Linked DNA regions of Homo sapiens: region 2 is linked to region 1. Evidence: read pairs that join two places in POLR2A ChIA-PET (ENCODE). Cell type or tissue: PC-9. All regions are shown on one strand. Each heading gives the region's core, and the rest is flanking DNA. Links, peaks and the distances in the headings are about the cores only.

Region 1 (7,489 bases), core at 1,996-4,495:
TGCAGGTGGCCTTGCTGGCCTGGTTGAGGAGTTTGGGTTTTCTTTGGATATAACAGGAAGCTGGGAGGTTGATATTAATTGATTTACATTTTGAAAAGAAGATCACAGCTGCTGGGTGGAAATGTATCAGGAGAAAGATGGTAAAAGAGGAAATGGGGAAACCAGTCAGGAAGCTACTGCAATAGCCTAGGCTAGAAAGAATGGTAATCTAGGCAGCAATGGATCAAGAGTCGGCTAAGGGATATTCTTGTGGATACAAATGATAGGTTTATTTAGAAATAAGATATTGAAAGAGAAGGAAAATGACTCACTGGTTTCTGACTTAGGCAACAGGGTAAATAGTAGTACCACTTTTTACTGATAGGACAGGGAAAGAACAAGCAGAGAAAAAAACAACAGTCAATAGTTCTGTTTTGGACATTTATAATTTAGAGATGTCCATTTAGTTAAGCAAGCAGAAATGTCAAGGTGGACAAACAAAACTGGAGACAGGAAATAGGTTAATGCTAGAAATATAAACTAAAGAATACTAAGGATATACACACCAAGGGAATAAATTAAATCACACAGCTTAGTGATTTTCAAATTTGGTGTACATATAATGCCAACTTACTTAATGAAGATGTGGATCTGAACACCACCTCCAGAGATTCTGATTCAGTATGCCGGGGGAGAGGTCCAAAAAATCTGCTTTTTAAAATAAGTACAGGGTTGATTCTGATGCAACTGACCCTCATACTACATTTTGAGGAGCACTGATCCAGACAGAGACAGGAGAGAAAAAAAGAAGGTCCAAACTGAGAATCACAAACTGCCAACATGTAAACCTTGAGTAACGGAAGAAGAGTCTGCAAAAGATACTGAATAGAAACAAAAAGATAAAGAAAACCAGACAGTGGTGTACTCCAGAATTCAAGTAAAAGAAGGGAATGTTAAACTATATTGAATACTGCTGAGAAAAAGTAAGGTAGTGAGAGAAAAGTGAATATAAAAATGGATGTAACAAGGAAAGTTCACTGGTCACCTTGATAGGAAGAGGTGGAGATAATCTAGAGCACTTTATGTAGTGGAGATAATCTAGAGCACTTTATGTAGTGAATGGAAAATGATACTTCAAGAATTTTTGGCTCTGAAGGAGAATAAGTAAAAGATATGGTAACTGGGGAAGGACAAAGGATATATGAGGCCGTGTAGAATCCTTTTATAGTCCATTTTTGACCAGACCTTTATAGCAGAATCATTTAACAGTCTATGTTTTACCAAAGTAACTATGTGAATTCTGTTATTGCACATAATAAAGTTATTGTTTTTAAATCCTTTCATTTCAAACTTTAAATATCCCACCTATGATCACACAAAATTTTTCAGTCATTAATATATAACACAATTTCTCTCCTAATCAGAGAATCAAAATTTCAGATCTTCCCTTTCCACAAAAAAGTCATAACCAATTCATACCCTAGCTCTACATGTTATTTACCCTTGCAAGATCTTCTATTTCAGAGCTGAAGTTTGTTTCTCCTTCCATCATTTCTTCCTCTTCTAATGTTCGTTCATCATCAAAATCATGAACCAGCATGTCAGCTGATGGATCAAATTCATGGTCATCTGATGTTGCTGAACCTCCTGGTAAGGAATATTTCAAAAAGTTTGGTAAACCAAATTAAGTGGATCTTATTAATATTAATGTATATATTTTTATTTGATGCTGGATGTAAGTCAAAAGTACCAAGAAAAAGCTACGCACAGCAACTATTATGTATTGCTTTTTAATAGTTACAACAGAAAAATGGAAGGAAAATGTTTATAGCTTTAAAAGTGTTTATAATGTTATAAATATGAAAAAATTGTAAATAATAAATGGTCATATCAAATAAGAACAGGCTTTTCGTGTGGAAAAAAGTCTCAATTCTTTTTTTTCTTCTTCTTCTTTGAGACAGGGTCTCGCTCTGTCCCAGGCTGGGGTGCAGCTCACTGCAGCCTCGACCTCCTAGGGCCAAGCGATCCTTCTACCTCAGCCTCCAAAGTAGCTGGGACTATGACCACAACACACAGCTAATTTTTTAATATTTTTTTGGTAAAGGCAGGGTCTTGCTATGTTGCCCTGGCTGGTCTTGAACTCCCAGGCTCAAGCAATCATCCTGCCTTGGCGTCCCAAAGTCCTGGGATTACAGGTGTACCTGGCCCTAAAAATCACAATTCTTAACCATTTGATTAATGTTTGATAGAACCAATGAGTATGAACTCCTCTGGCCCATGAGGAGACTGTGAGTCAGCCCTCCATGTCCATGGCTTCTGTGTATGTGGATTCAACCAACAGCAGATTGAAAACATTCAGAGAAAAAAACAAAAACAAAAAAACCTCTGTCTTCAACACGTACAGGCGTTTTTCCTTGTCATTATTCCCCAAACAACACAGTATAACTATTTACATAGCATTTACCTATATTAGGTATTTTATATATATATATATATATATATATATATATATATATATATATATATATACACACACCAGATTATTTAAAGCATATAAGAGAAATGTGCATAGGTTACACGCAAATACTATGCATTTTGTGTCAGGGATTTGAGCATCCACGATTTTGGTATCCGAGGGAGGTTTACAGGTATCGAAGGATGACTGTATAGTCATGTGAAATATACAGTCATCTGAATACACAGTCTAGTGAAGACACAGCTGCACTCAAATATTATTATTCTATAAGTACTTCCTTGAAAATACATTCTAGTGGCTGGATGTAGTTGCTCATGCTTTAATACCAGCACTTCACGAGGCCAAGAAGGGAGGATCACCTGAGCCTAAGAGTTTGAGACCAGCCTGGGCAACATAATGAGACACCGTCTCTACAAAAAATTTAAAAATTAGCTGGGTGTGGTGCTGTGTGCCTGTCATCCCAGCTACTCAGGAGGCTAAGGCAGGAGAAGTGCCTGAGCCAGGGAGGTCAAGGCCACAGTGAGTCATGATCACACTACTGCATTCCAGCCTGGGAGACAGAGCAAGGCCCTGACTTTAAAAAATAAAAAATAAATAAAAAAAAATCTAATATTTGAGTAGCTGTCCTTAACTTAGTGGATTTTGATCAGAAATAACGCCAAAGACTGAGTAGAAGAGCAAAATTTATTAAAACTGCATAGAGAACTCCTATCAAAGGCATTAAAAATAATCTAGTCTAATAAACATGTCTAACTGACATGTGGTTGGGGAATATTGCTGGACCCTATAGGGTCAAGCTTTGTAATAGTAGAATGCAAAGGCTGGGCATACATAGTCTGTAAAATATTGTCTGTAAAATATTGTACTACATTGGCAGTAGTAAAACTTGGGGATATTTTACAGACTATGTAAAATATCCCCAAGTTTTACTACTGCCAATGTGGACCTAGATTTGCAAAAGCATTGTTTACTGATAAACAAATGAGTTACTGAACATTGAAAAAATTAACAATTTTTAAAGTTTTAACTGTTGATGGTTAGACATTAATAGATGTACCTATTCTTTCATTTCACTCCAGAAAGATAAACAATAAGTAAAGCAAAGAGATAGAGCTGACTTCTTGAAAATCCGACTATTATGAATAAGGGAATGCCCAAAGCTTAGGGTTCTTCAGTTACTCACAATAATTTTCAAAAGAATCATTTTTTTGAGTGCTTACCATATGCCAGATACTATGTTCAAGCATGTCATATACATTATCTCAATTAATCTTCAAATAATCCTACGAAGTAGGTATTATCATCCCATTTAAAGAGGAAAAAAAAAAAATAAAAACTCAAGGCTTAGAGATTTCAAGTAGCAAGTCTAAACTTACAAAGCCAGTAGATGGCAAAGACGGAATTTGAATCCTGGGTATACTAATCCTAACACCTATGCTTTTACTGGACTCCAAGCCTCCTGTAAATTATTTTAGTATACTGCCTCAAAGAATACTTAAGGAGAGTCTATGTACTAAGACGAGTGAATGCAAGCCAGGTCACATGGCAAAGCACTTAACATCATTGTGCCCTTTCAGAAGCACCAGAAAATATTGGTATTAGGCCAGGCGCAGTGGCTCATGTCTGTAATCCCAGCACTTTAGGAGGCCAAGGCAGGAGGACTGCTTGAGCTCAGGGGTTCAGGACAAGCCTGGGCAACACAGTGAGACCTCATCTCAAAAAAGAAAGGAAGAAAAGAGGAAAGGAGGAAAGGAAACGAAAGGAAACAAAACTAAACGAAAGGAAAGGAAAAGATAGTAAGGAAAGGAAAGGAACTGATATTAAATAGAAAATAACTAAAAACATAATTACATGCCAAATCAGATACCTTATACCAGATTATAGTAAAAATGAGTTATTAACACTTATCAAAGTTTTAGAATAATTTAAATAAAAACATTTAGAAAAGCATATTATCTTAATTTTCTTCCAGAAATTAAGAAAAGCTTAGTACAATTTTAGCAGTGCATCTTAGTACTGCTTGAGGCAATGGACACAAGGGTTCCATAGGAGCACAATTTGAGAAACATTAATATAGGTGTAGTTTTCTGTCCCAATCCTTTTCTCTTCTGAGTTTTCAAGAGAAAACTCTCCTCAAACTTTTTAGTTCACCCAGCAATCTTCTGGGATACTGAGTAGTCAGTCAGTAATCATGTATCCCTACAAATAATGCTATACTTTTCTCCCTTGTAGGCAGAAAGACCCTAAAAAATCCCCACACCATCCCTTTGTATACTATTATCCAATCAGAATATAATTGTAATTAGACACAGGTATTATCAAAAATAATTATGCTTAATTCTTTGTTATACTTGTTACACTCTATTGACTTTTAAAAAAATTCAAGTTCATAGGTATATAGCATCAAAGCATGTGTTGTAACTCACCTGAAGTCCATTTTTTGTTATTTGCAAAGCCAATTATATATGAAGACTTGCCATTTCACTCCCTTATTACATCAAACAACAAAGTGTAGGTGAACTACTTCCTGTCTCACTCCAATTTCTTTCCCTACATGCACACTACGCTTTTTTCTATAAACTTTCAATTTTCAGTTTTTCTCTTTCCTTAATCTGACCTGTTCTATCTGACTTCTTTTTGCCTTGTTCCTTAGAACAAACTAACCATCTTATTCTTGTCAATAGCTAGACCCACCATTAGGCTGTCTCCTAGGAAAAAAAAAAAATTCCCAATAATAAATCATTAGAGGTAATGGCTCTGGTGCTTTGTATAAATTAAGTATTTTGCATCAGAGTTAGGCAAATGTGACTGCTTTGTCATGAAATCCTATCCTACTGCAGAAAAGGTACCTTACATCTTTTCAAAGGTAAATTCAGTTTGTATCATGTCTACTCATTTAATCACTTTTTAAATTATCTTCACCTCCATTAATTCCCCACCTCTAATGGCTACTAGTCTTACAGGTAAAAAGCCTTACATTGTGCCTCTACTTTGTCTTACACTGGTGGAGACTACAGACAAAGCAATTAATGTGGTCATGTGACTATTATTACTAGCATTGATTGCAAAGTACAGATGCTACAAAGGATATAGCCTTTTCATCAGGGGACTGAAAAATTTTTTACATGAGTATTTCTAATTTTCTCTACTAACTTTTATAACTGGCTGTAATTAACATTATTTATAAGAACAATAAACACTGCCCTGGGCAGAAGCCTCAAATGACAAATACTGTCTAACTCAAAAGATCTATTTCAGTCTGAAAACAAGCTGAAGAAATATAAACATTCTATCTGTTAAGTATTCAACAAGTAGCAAAGCTATCAAAGACTGTTTTTTTTTTTTTTTTTGAGAGAAGGAGTCTCGCTCTATAGCTCAGGCTGGAGTGCAGTGGCATGATCTCAGCTCACTGCAACCTTCACCTCCCAGGTTAAAGGATTCTCCCACCTCAGCCTTCCGAGTAGCTGGGATTACAAGCATGTGCCACCATCCTGGCTAATTTTCGTATTTTTAGAAGAGACGAGATTTCACCATGTTGGCCAGGCTAGTCTCAAACTCCTGACCTCAAGTGATCCATCCGTCTTGGCCTCCCAAAGTGTTGGGATTACAGGCATGAGCCACTGCACCTGGCCAACATTTGTATTCTTCAAACTCCATTATTCTTCCAGTTCAGCCTAGGCTGATTCAAATGTAATGGAAACTGAGAAAGCCACTTACTAATATCGCTTTCTGAGTAATTATTTTATGTATCTATGTACTATCAGATGAATGCCTCAAAAATTCATCAGAAATATCTAAATCTCCTCAGTTTTATTTGCAATATCACAATACTATAAGAAACAAGTAGGATCTATTTTTTCTATGAAAACAATTTCTGCGTTTGAAAAAAAAAATCGGAAATAATTCCATGTCCTAAAAATGAATATGGTGATCTAACACTTATCTAAGACCAGATTACTCCCAATCTTAACCATCCAGGATATACTTATAAAACAAAGTTCAAAAAAAATTGAGTTTCAGAAATGCACAAAGCCTAATGTACTTTACTCTCAAGCATATTAAAAAGAGTAAGATGCTTTCAGCTGAAATCAAAAGGACAAAATCAACGTCAGCTGAGCACACTAGTCATTTAAAAGGGATGTAGATGTGATCTAGTCCAACCCTCAGAGTCCAGTGATTCATGTTCATAGAAAGGACCTTGCACCATGAAAACAGGCTTATCTTATGTTAAGCATTTTTAAAAGCTTTCTTTCTAAAACTTTAAACACAGAAAGGTGATTGCTTCAATAATCTGGAAAATTCAGTAATACAGAATACATCCTATCTAAGTATTCAATACATGTGAGATGTTTTCAAATAAAACATTACTATGCCTCAGAGGGTTCACTTTCTCACTCTTCTATATTGGACTACTCTTTAACCCACATATCCCATGCAGAAGGCAGTCCCATTTCTCTTGACAGTCACTGGACACTGAGGATAAAAGACTAGTACTTGACTCTTTCCTCACTGCTTCAACTCCAATGAATTACTGCCATGTAGAACTACTGTACCCAGTGGTGCCAGACCATGGGAACCCTAAATCCAGATTTCATATATAAAATATTCTTAAAGATCACTACAGTGGCCAAACAAAAATTTGTGGCACAGATCTGATTCAAAGATCACAGGTTTGCAATCTCTAAGTTAGGAAAAAATGAATATGTACTGTATTTGAGAAAGAATACAAAAATCCTAGATGTGTGCTCAGAACCTAAAACTTGATCCTATTCAAATCTAAGAATGATTTCCTTATTTAGAATATTCCTTATTTACATTAAATATTCACTTGTTGAATCGTTTGCTTACTTTATTTTTCCCCTCCCTCTGTAATGCACTAACAATTTTTTCTCAAATAAAAATACTTTGAAATCCCTACACAAGCAAATATTTCTAAGCTAATGATTCCTTTTTAAAAAGCACAATTTATATATATACTACAAGTCAAACAATAATACAAAACTGTGAGAAATACATATGGCAACTCACCAAAAA
Region 2 (7,489 bases), core at 2,531-5,030, 110 kb before region 1:
CATTTACCGAAAACTAGCTCTTTGCTAGCTACACATCCACAGAGATCAGGTTCAGGGAGGTCATCTAATTGGTCCAAGACACACAATAAGGAGTGAGTGTGTTGGTGGGGGGGGGGGGGGTCGTCATTTCTAGGAATCCTACAATTGGAAATCAAGTCTTTTAGGCTCCAAACACCTTGTGCTTTCCCCAATCCCCAAGCTGCTTATCTTGCTACTTTTTGGGATATGTCAACATTTTTCTTAAAACAAACAAACGAAACTTCTCAATCTGAAAAGTATTGTTTGGTGTTTTCTGGGTTCAGAAAATGTAAGAAGCCTGAGGCATTGCGGAATGAAATTTTCGTTGAGTGTTTACTGTTGATCCACATCTGATACTTTTGAAGGGTTTTTACCCCCTGCAAGAGAGACTAAAAGAGCATTCAGAATTAGTCTAGACGCAGTGTACTGTAACTACTTGGCCGGCCACCTGTAACAGAGGGGAGGAGGGTCTGCACTTAGTTGCGGCAGTTATCCGGAGAATACGGCCTTCCAGCCCCTCTGCCACCAGACTCCCCACGCCCCAGGTACGCGCCCCGCGGAGAGACCCAGCGCGTGCTCGTGCGCAGGCGCAGGGCGACTGTCACCCGGAGTCTGTGGTTTGTCGCCCGGCGCTCTGGTGTCTCGATGTAGTTCCCCTGGCTTCTCCTTATCCGCCTCGGGCAGGGGGGTCGCCACTGCCCCTTCTCCAGGCTCTCTCCAACCCCTGCCCAGGCTAAGCCCGGCGCGGCCCTACTCTCTGACCCCGCGTTGCACAATGCCCGAGCAAAGTCTCCAGGGGTGTGAACCCCGGCGTCCCTGCCCCTGGGCGGGGACAGGCGGCGGCCAAGCGGGGAGTCGAGGCGGCGAGCGCGCAGCTGGCCTAGTCTGCGGTCCCCAACTCCTGGAGTCCCCTGGGAGCTGCCGCTGCAGGCCCCCGAGCCGCTAGGCCCCGCCGCCAGGCCACCGCTGCTGCGGCAGCCATGGCGGAAGTTCATAGACGTCAGCATGCTCGGGTTAAAGGAGAAGCCCCCGCGAAATCCTCCACACTCCGAGATGAGGAGGAGCTGGGGATGGCGTCGGCCGAAACGCTGACCGTGTTTCTGAAGCTGCTGGCCGCCGGCTTTTACGGCGTGAGCTCCTTCCTGATCGTGGTGGTGAATAAGAGCGTGCTCACCAATTACAGGTAGGGCCGAGGCGGCGGCGGCCCAGGCCGCGGAGGAGGAGCGGGCGGCGGCGGCGGCGCGGCGCCGGCTCCCTGGACTTTGACTGCCAAAGTTAAAGCCGAACAAAGTTGGGCGGGAGCTGGGGAGGGCGGGCGGCTGACGCGCGCGGCCCGGGCAGCGGAGCCGGCCTGGCGAGCGGGCCTGTGGCAGGGGTCCGCTCCCTGCGCGGAGCTCCGGCCGGCCCGGCACATTTGGGGCTCGCCTGCCATGCCCTGGGCGCACCGCCCCGAAAACCCTGCCCTTCAGAGAGATGGAGCAAAGTGATTTGCTTGGTGACTTTTGAGCCGTTATGCCTGTCGATCAGGGAGGAGAGCGAGGGAAGCCTCCCTCCTCCGCAGCCTGGACAGGGGGCCGGGGCTTCAGTGTCCCCTGCACCCGCTGACAGCCTCTGGGGACGTACGCATCCTCAACCCAGCAGACAATTATTCCCTTGCTAACACTGGGACCCAGAGGCAGAAGTTGGTTGTTTTTTTTTTTAAGGTGTGTGAAATCGTTGCAGAGATCTGTATCTGCACTGCCTTGAGAAATCCTTTGCAGGCAGCGGACTGAAACTGTAGACTCGGACAAGATGGGACAAGCGGCCGCCCGAGGCTACATCAGCGGGGTGGACTGACAACCAACAGGCAGAGAGTTTTCTCCCAAGATTTTTGTTTGATTTAGGGGCGGACGTTGATGTGGCTTGTATCGGAATGCCTTATTAACGTTGCCGATGTGCAAATTGAATTCACGGAGCTAAGTTAGGTTTGTTCTGATCTTGTTTTTTTCTTTGCCCTTTTTGTAGATTTCCCTCCTCACTATGTGTTGGACTTGGCCAGGTTAGTTGGAATCCTCACCATTACGTGGTTTATGTTGTTAGAACTTCTGTGTGTGTCTTTATGTGTAGAACAGTGAATCTGTGTTCTCTTGTTTACAGATGGTGGCCACAGTGGCAGTTCTCTGGGTGGGAAAGGCGCTCAGAGTAGTCAAGTTTCCTGACCTTGACAGAAATGTACCTCGAAAGGTAAAAGAAGAAAAGCGATACTTTATTTTGTGAAATGAAGTCAGTATGTATTAACATATTTTATCAGTGCCTTGCGTATTTAAAAATTGCAGCCTCAAAATTGCCCAGTCTAGAGTGGTTATAATGAATGTAAAGAATAAAAGTAGTAATATGTGTCAAAGAAGGCCTACAGTCTCTTTAAACTTAAGAGAAAAAATAACCTAGGAATATTCTTCTGTTTTTAATTAATGCACACTTGTTGAGAGTACAATAGTTTTGCAGTTTCTCTATCCATCTAATCTAGCCAGTGTATCCTGCATTCATTATTCTTTGGGCTTATTTTATACTGTCTGCCTCTGCTTGACTCCAAACGAAGATGAAATGCCTTTACTTTTTCTGCTGACAATAGAGCCATGGGCTCTAATACATTATCATATTTTACAGCAAATGATGTTTCTGTCTCACATTGATCATATTCATATTTCTGTCTTTTCTCCCTGCCTTCCTCCCTTTCTTTCTGCTATAGTAATGTTGTTTATCCAAGCATAAGTTTTGTTTGGGTGTTTGGGTGTCAAAATTGTGTATGATAACTAATTTTACGTTTTAAGTGGAAAAAATTTTGATCATATAAACAAAATTGTTTCTGTTTGAAAGGACCTTGTTTTAGCTATCTTTATTATTGAGTTTTGTTATCCCTTTTTAAATTTTCTAGACGTTTCCACTACCTCTACTATATTTTGGGAACCAAATCACGGGACTGTTCAGCACAAAGAAACTGAAGTATGGATAACTTTATTTTACTAGTGAGGTTAATATAATGTATTCTTAAAATTGTACTTGAATGTCAAATATTTAACACATTGTTATTGATTCTGGAAAAAAATGAAAGGACCAGAAAGCTTCTATTACTACTAAATAATGAAAGTGGTGCCAAAGGTTTTAGTTTATAGTTTATGCTCTTTTCTTTGAAGAGAAAGAGGAGTTTTTTGTTTTTGTTTTTTTACCCCTCATTTTGATGTTAGAAGTCTTAAAATGTTATAAAATGCTATGATAGGAAATTTTTATTATTTTTCTAGAGCCACAATAGTGAAGATATATACTAGGCTTCTGGGATTTCAGTTCTTTAGTATAGTTCATAAATATTTTAGGCAACTTCCACACAGCAAAATTAGAGGGTAGGCACAAGAACTTTTGCAGTTTTTCTTTTAATGTGAAGTAAGGTAACATCAGCTAGAACCCTGATAAAAATATTATTAATATCTTACACATGGCATGTAACTGTAGAGGCAACATACTTATTTTCAGAAAGAAGCAATAGCTCTCCTCTCCATGGTAACACTGTCTTTCCCTCTAACCTCCCGGTTTCTGGCTTCTGCTCTTATTGTAGTGTACATATCGGTTGTGTGTGGTATTAAAATGACACAAATAGAGAAAACATTTAACAGAAACCCCATGGCTTCACCACTACCACACAAGCTAAAACCCTGGCATTGTAAAATAGAATGGAGAGATTTTTGAGCATCAAGGACAAGGTGTTTTTCATTTCTTCCTTTAAAACCCGAGAAACCTGACAGAATGACCGAGATGATATCTCTGAAGAGGGTTCCAAGGAAGTCAGATTTATCATGGGTGGGACATTTTTTTCCATTTCATTACCCACCAGGAAAGAAATGCAGGCCTTCTGCAAAGTGCTGCTTGTGTAGAGTTTGCTTTTTTTCATCCATCTCATCCAACCATTCATTCACACCTATCTTTGATTGCCAGCTAAGTATAAGGCACTTTGGAGTGAGATAAGATATATTCAGAAATAACTATATTGCAAGAGGCTGTATGTTTGATTAGTACAAGCAAAATGCTCTGGGAATTTAGATGAAGACAAAATTACATCCACAAAAGGACAGTCAAGGCATTTCATGGGGTAAGATTTTCATAGATGGTTTTTGGGTGGTCTAGGGGGTGGGAAGGGAGGTCAGACTAGTGAAAAAATGAGAAGGAAGCCTTTTTCTATTAAAAACTGACATATTTACAGCTTAGGGTTTTGCATAATTAGAATAAAGTTTTGTAGTTAATTTAATGTTTCTCACTTCTAGTAGTTTTTTAAAAGCAACTGTTGTAGGCTTTCAAGTAGGAATTGCTTCTAGAGAGAAGCAGGGGTTTAACCATAAATTAATTTGTATGGAATTTCCATAATGGAAGAATAGCATTATTTTAACTACCAATTTGGAAAATCTTAGTTTAAAACAAATTGTTAAATTCTATTTTACCTAATTATCTTTTTTTTTTCCAGCTTGCCAATGTTTACAGTTCTGAGAAGGTTCTCCATCCTGTTTACAATGTTTGCTGAAGGAGTTTTACTCAAGTGAGCTAAGTTTCTAATATATCTGTTCTTTAAATCACCTTGAAAAGGTGCCCAGCATATGTGAGATATTAAATTATTTGTCTTGTTCCTACCTTACCTTTTGAGAAGTTTAAGCAACCCTCTCTCTTGGCTGCTGGAATTGATAGTTTGTGGGAGTGGTAGTTGGGAAGGTTATGAATTAGAGTTGAAAATCTTATCTGAACGTGAGATTTACTTTCTAGAATTTCTGTACTACTGCCACCGGGAGAAGCTGGATCAGAATCATAGGTATAGGTTTTAAATAGTGTTCATGTCTAGCTCCAAATGAATGTGACATTTTTCTGTTAAAGAAATTCTGCTTCACAAAAATTCAAACTCACTAATAATGACAATAGGTGAAAATTTTAAAAGTGGGTGTAATAACTTATATAACAATAAATTTTTGCTTTATCAAAGGGGTTCTTTTAAATATCAGTTTCTCAGAAATGTTTAAAATACGATTGTTTATAGCTTTTGAGAAAGCATATCCCATTTTTTGCTTCTGTTGTAAAATGAGTGTGGGAATAAAGTCATGTGTGTATTTTAAAATTTTTTGTTTTGTAGGAAGACTTTTTCTTGGGGTATTAAAATGACTGTATTTGCAATGATTATTGGAGCCTTTGTAGCTGCCAGGTAAGATGTGGGCCTATGACTAGCACATTATAAATTGTCAATAATTATTGATAATAAATGATTGCTTATCAATAACAATTTTTTATTGCCTAAATAAGAATTATATCTTTGAAAAGCATCTAGAAGACTCTTGAAAAGGTTAAATCTTTTTGGCTGTATTAAGATAAAGGTTGACAAAAATAAGATTCTTGGGATTGTTAAAATTTAAATTGATGTAATTTAGAATTTGTTACTGTCGTTGTGCTGAGCACATAGCATGTGCCACACAATATGTTTGGCATTTTACACATCTTATTATGTATTCTTCACAACACCTCTGAGAGGTATGGGTATAATTTTCCTATTTTATAGTTGAAGAAACTAAAACTTAAGTTCAATAACTTACTTAAGGTCACAGAGCTAATGGCAGAGCTGAAATTTGAATCTGTGGCTTTCTTCAGAGCCTGTGTGTTTTTATAAACCATGTGGCATTTCTTTTTTTTTTTTTTGAGACGGAGTCTTGCTCTGTCGCCCAGGCTGGAGTCCAGTAGTGGGCTCTCGGCTCACTGCAAGCTCCGCCTCCCAGGTTTACGCCATTCTCCTGCCTCAGCCTCCCGAGTAGCTGGGACTACAGGTGTCTGCCACCACACCCAGCTAATTTTTTGTATTCTTAGTAGACACGGAGTTTCACCATGTTAGCCAGGATGGTCTCGATCTCCTGACCTCGTGATCCGCCTGCCTTGGCCTCCCAAAGTGCTGGGATTACAGGCGTGAGCCACCGCGCCTGGCCTGGCGTTCCTTAATTTTGCATGCTGCTAAAGAAAAGCATGTCTCCTCTTCTGTGAGGTGAGGAAAATGACTATGAAACATTTGCTTGCCTTTTCGAATAATGAACAATAACATTGCTTTAATTGGCCTCACATAAGATATGTCACAAATGCCATAACTTAGATATTCTATTAGGTTATTAAAGCTTTTCCCATTTTTCTTAAGTTTTAGTTTTAAAATACATGAGGAAAATGTATACCCACAGACCTAGAAAATTATAATGATGCTAGAAGTCTTCTACAACATTTTAATCAGCCCAGGGCATGCATATATGTATTTACTAATGCCACACATTCTGCCAGACATATGTTTTCCATCCAGGAGTTCCAGTGTACTTCTTGAATTGACTCATTTACCTTCATCACATTCCTGTAGTATAGGTGGAAGAAAATATTATCAGTCCAGTCCTGTTTTACAAGTCCAATCTCCAAGTAAAATTTCATTCTAAAAAAAAGAGAGTGGCGTAATTGGTTACTAGAAATTGGCTATATAGCTAACTGCTTTTCCTTCTATGTCATATTCCCCCCTTGGAGAAAAATTCTATGCTAGCCTCCTACCTTTCTTTTTAGAGGTGCCCTGCTAGTCTTTGAAACATTTCCTTGAAGCTGATGGGACCCAAAATTGTACCAAACAACAGGGGTTCCTCAGGGCTTTCTTGTGTCTACAAAAACTTCTGAAAAGGATTACTGTCTGGACCAGCCTTATCTGGTTAGACCCTTTGACTTGGAAAAAGATTGAAAGGAAGGGAACTCAGACCTCTGAAGTCAGTCAGAAGGTTGTTAGACTGCTTGGGGTAGGGAGTGTGCATTAAGTTAGTCCTGCCTAAAATTGCAGTGGCATAGAACTCATTAGATAAGTCTTGGCTCCTATACAGTATCTCTGCAAAATCAGAGTCTGTGCAGCCACTATTTTAGCTAGGGTGCTGAAGTATGCTGAAGGCATACCTTTCTCAGATTTTCATTTATTCTGTTTAATTTACTAAATTCTTATCTCGTGCCTGGTACTCTAAGTTCCAGAAATTTTCAGTTTCCCTAAACCCCCAAGTTATACTTCACAGGTTCATTGAGCTATTGTTTAAGTATTTGAGTTCCTGCTATGTGCTTAGACATTGTTCTAGCTTGATCTCAGAACTAACCATGATCCACACTTCAGAAATTTCACCCAGGGGCCCAACTACCTATGCAAGATAGTCCTACCTTTCATGTGGACCTTCAGAAAATGACTTGTTAATGGCCTCATCCTTTTGGTTTTCTTGTCTATGAAATTGAGCTCTGCCTGCTTCTGCCTGCTTCACAGATGTACTTAATGGTAATTTGGTGCTTGTTGTCATCTGGCTTTGAATGCAGAGCGGTGTGCTATTAAATGACATGAATGACCGTTGCTAATTATGTGTTTAAATGTTAGTGCCTCTTATTTCTGAGGAATCCCTTATTGAGGTGAAATTGCAAACTA

Evidence for each region. Peaks named below come from ENCODE experiments on the same cell type or tissue, not always from the same donor. Only the 100,000 strongest peaks of a DNase experiment are listed, where the experiment ranks them.
Region 2: POLR2A ChIA-PET joins it to region 1 with 6 read pairs; 13 of 35 experiments call an interaction of 5 or more read pairs at or near these places.

Annotation. Positions count from the first base shown.
Region 1 is chr1:66,940,287-66,947,775 of GRCh38, reverse strand. MIER1 (MIER1 transcriptional regulator) reads right to left here. Exons shown (of 14, transcript NM_001077700.3): 4 at 1,481-1,626. Among named protein-coding and RNA genes, the nearest start is that of MIER1, 19 kb to the right of the region's middle. In PC-9, for the core only: no CTCF peak of the experiment used is centred there; a DNase peak (open chromatin) is centred at 2,935; H3K27ac peaks cover 1,751 bases.
Region 2 is chr1:67,047,523-67,055,011 of GRCh38, reverse strand. SLC35D1 (solute carrier family 35 member D1) reads left to right here and starts at 864. Exons shown (of 12, transcript NM_015139.3): 1 at 864-1,201; 2 at 2,023-2,056; 3 at 2,155-2,241; 4 at 2,933-3,000; 5 at 4,508-4,579; 6 at 5,162-5,230. The coding sequence starts at 999. RefSeq lists silencers at 760-949, 1,240-1,449. In PC-9, for the core only: no CTCF peak of the experiment used is centred there; no DNase peak of the experiment used is centred there; H3K4me3 peaks cover 247 bases.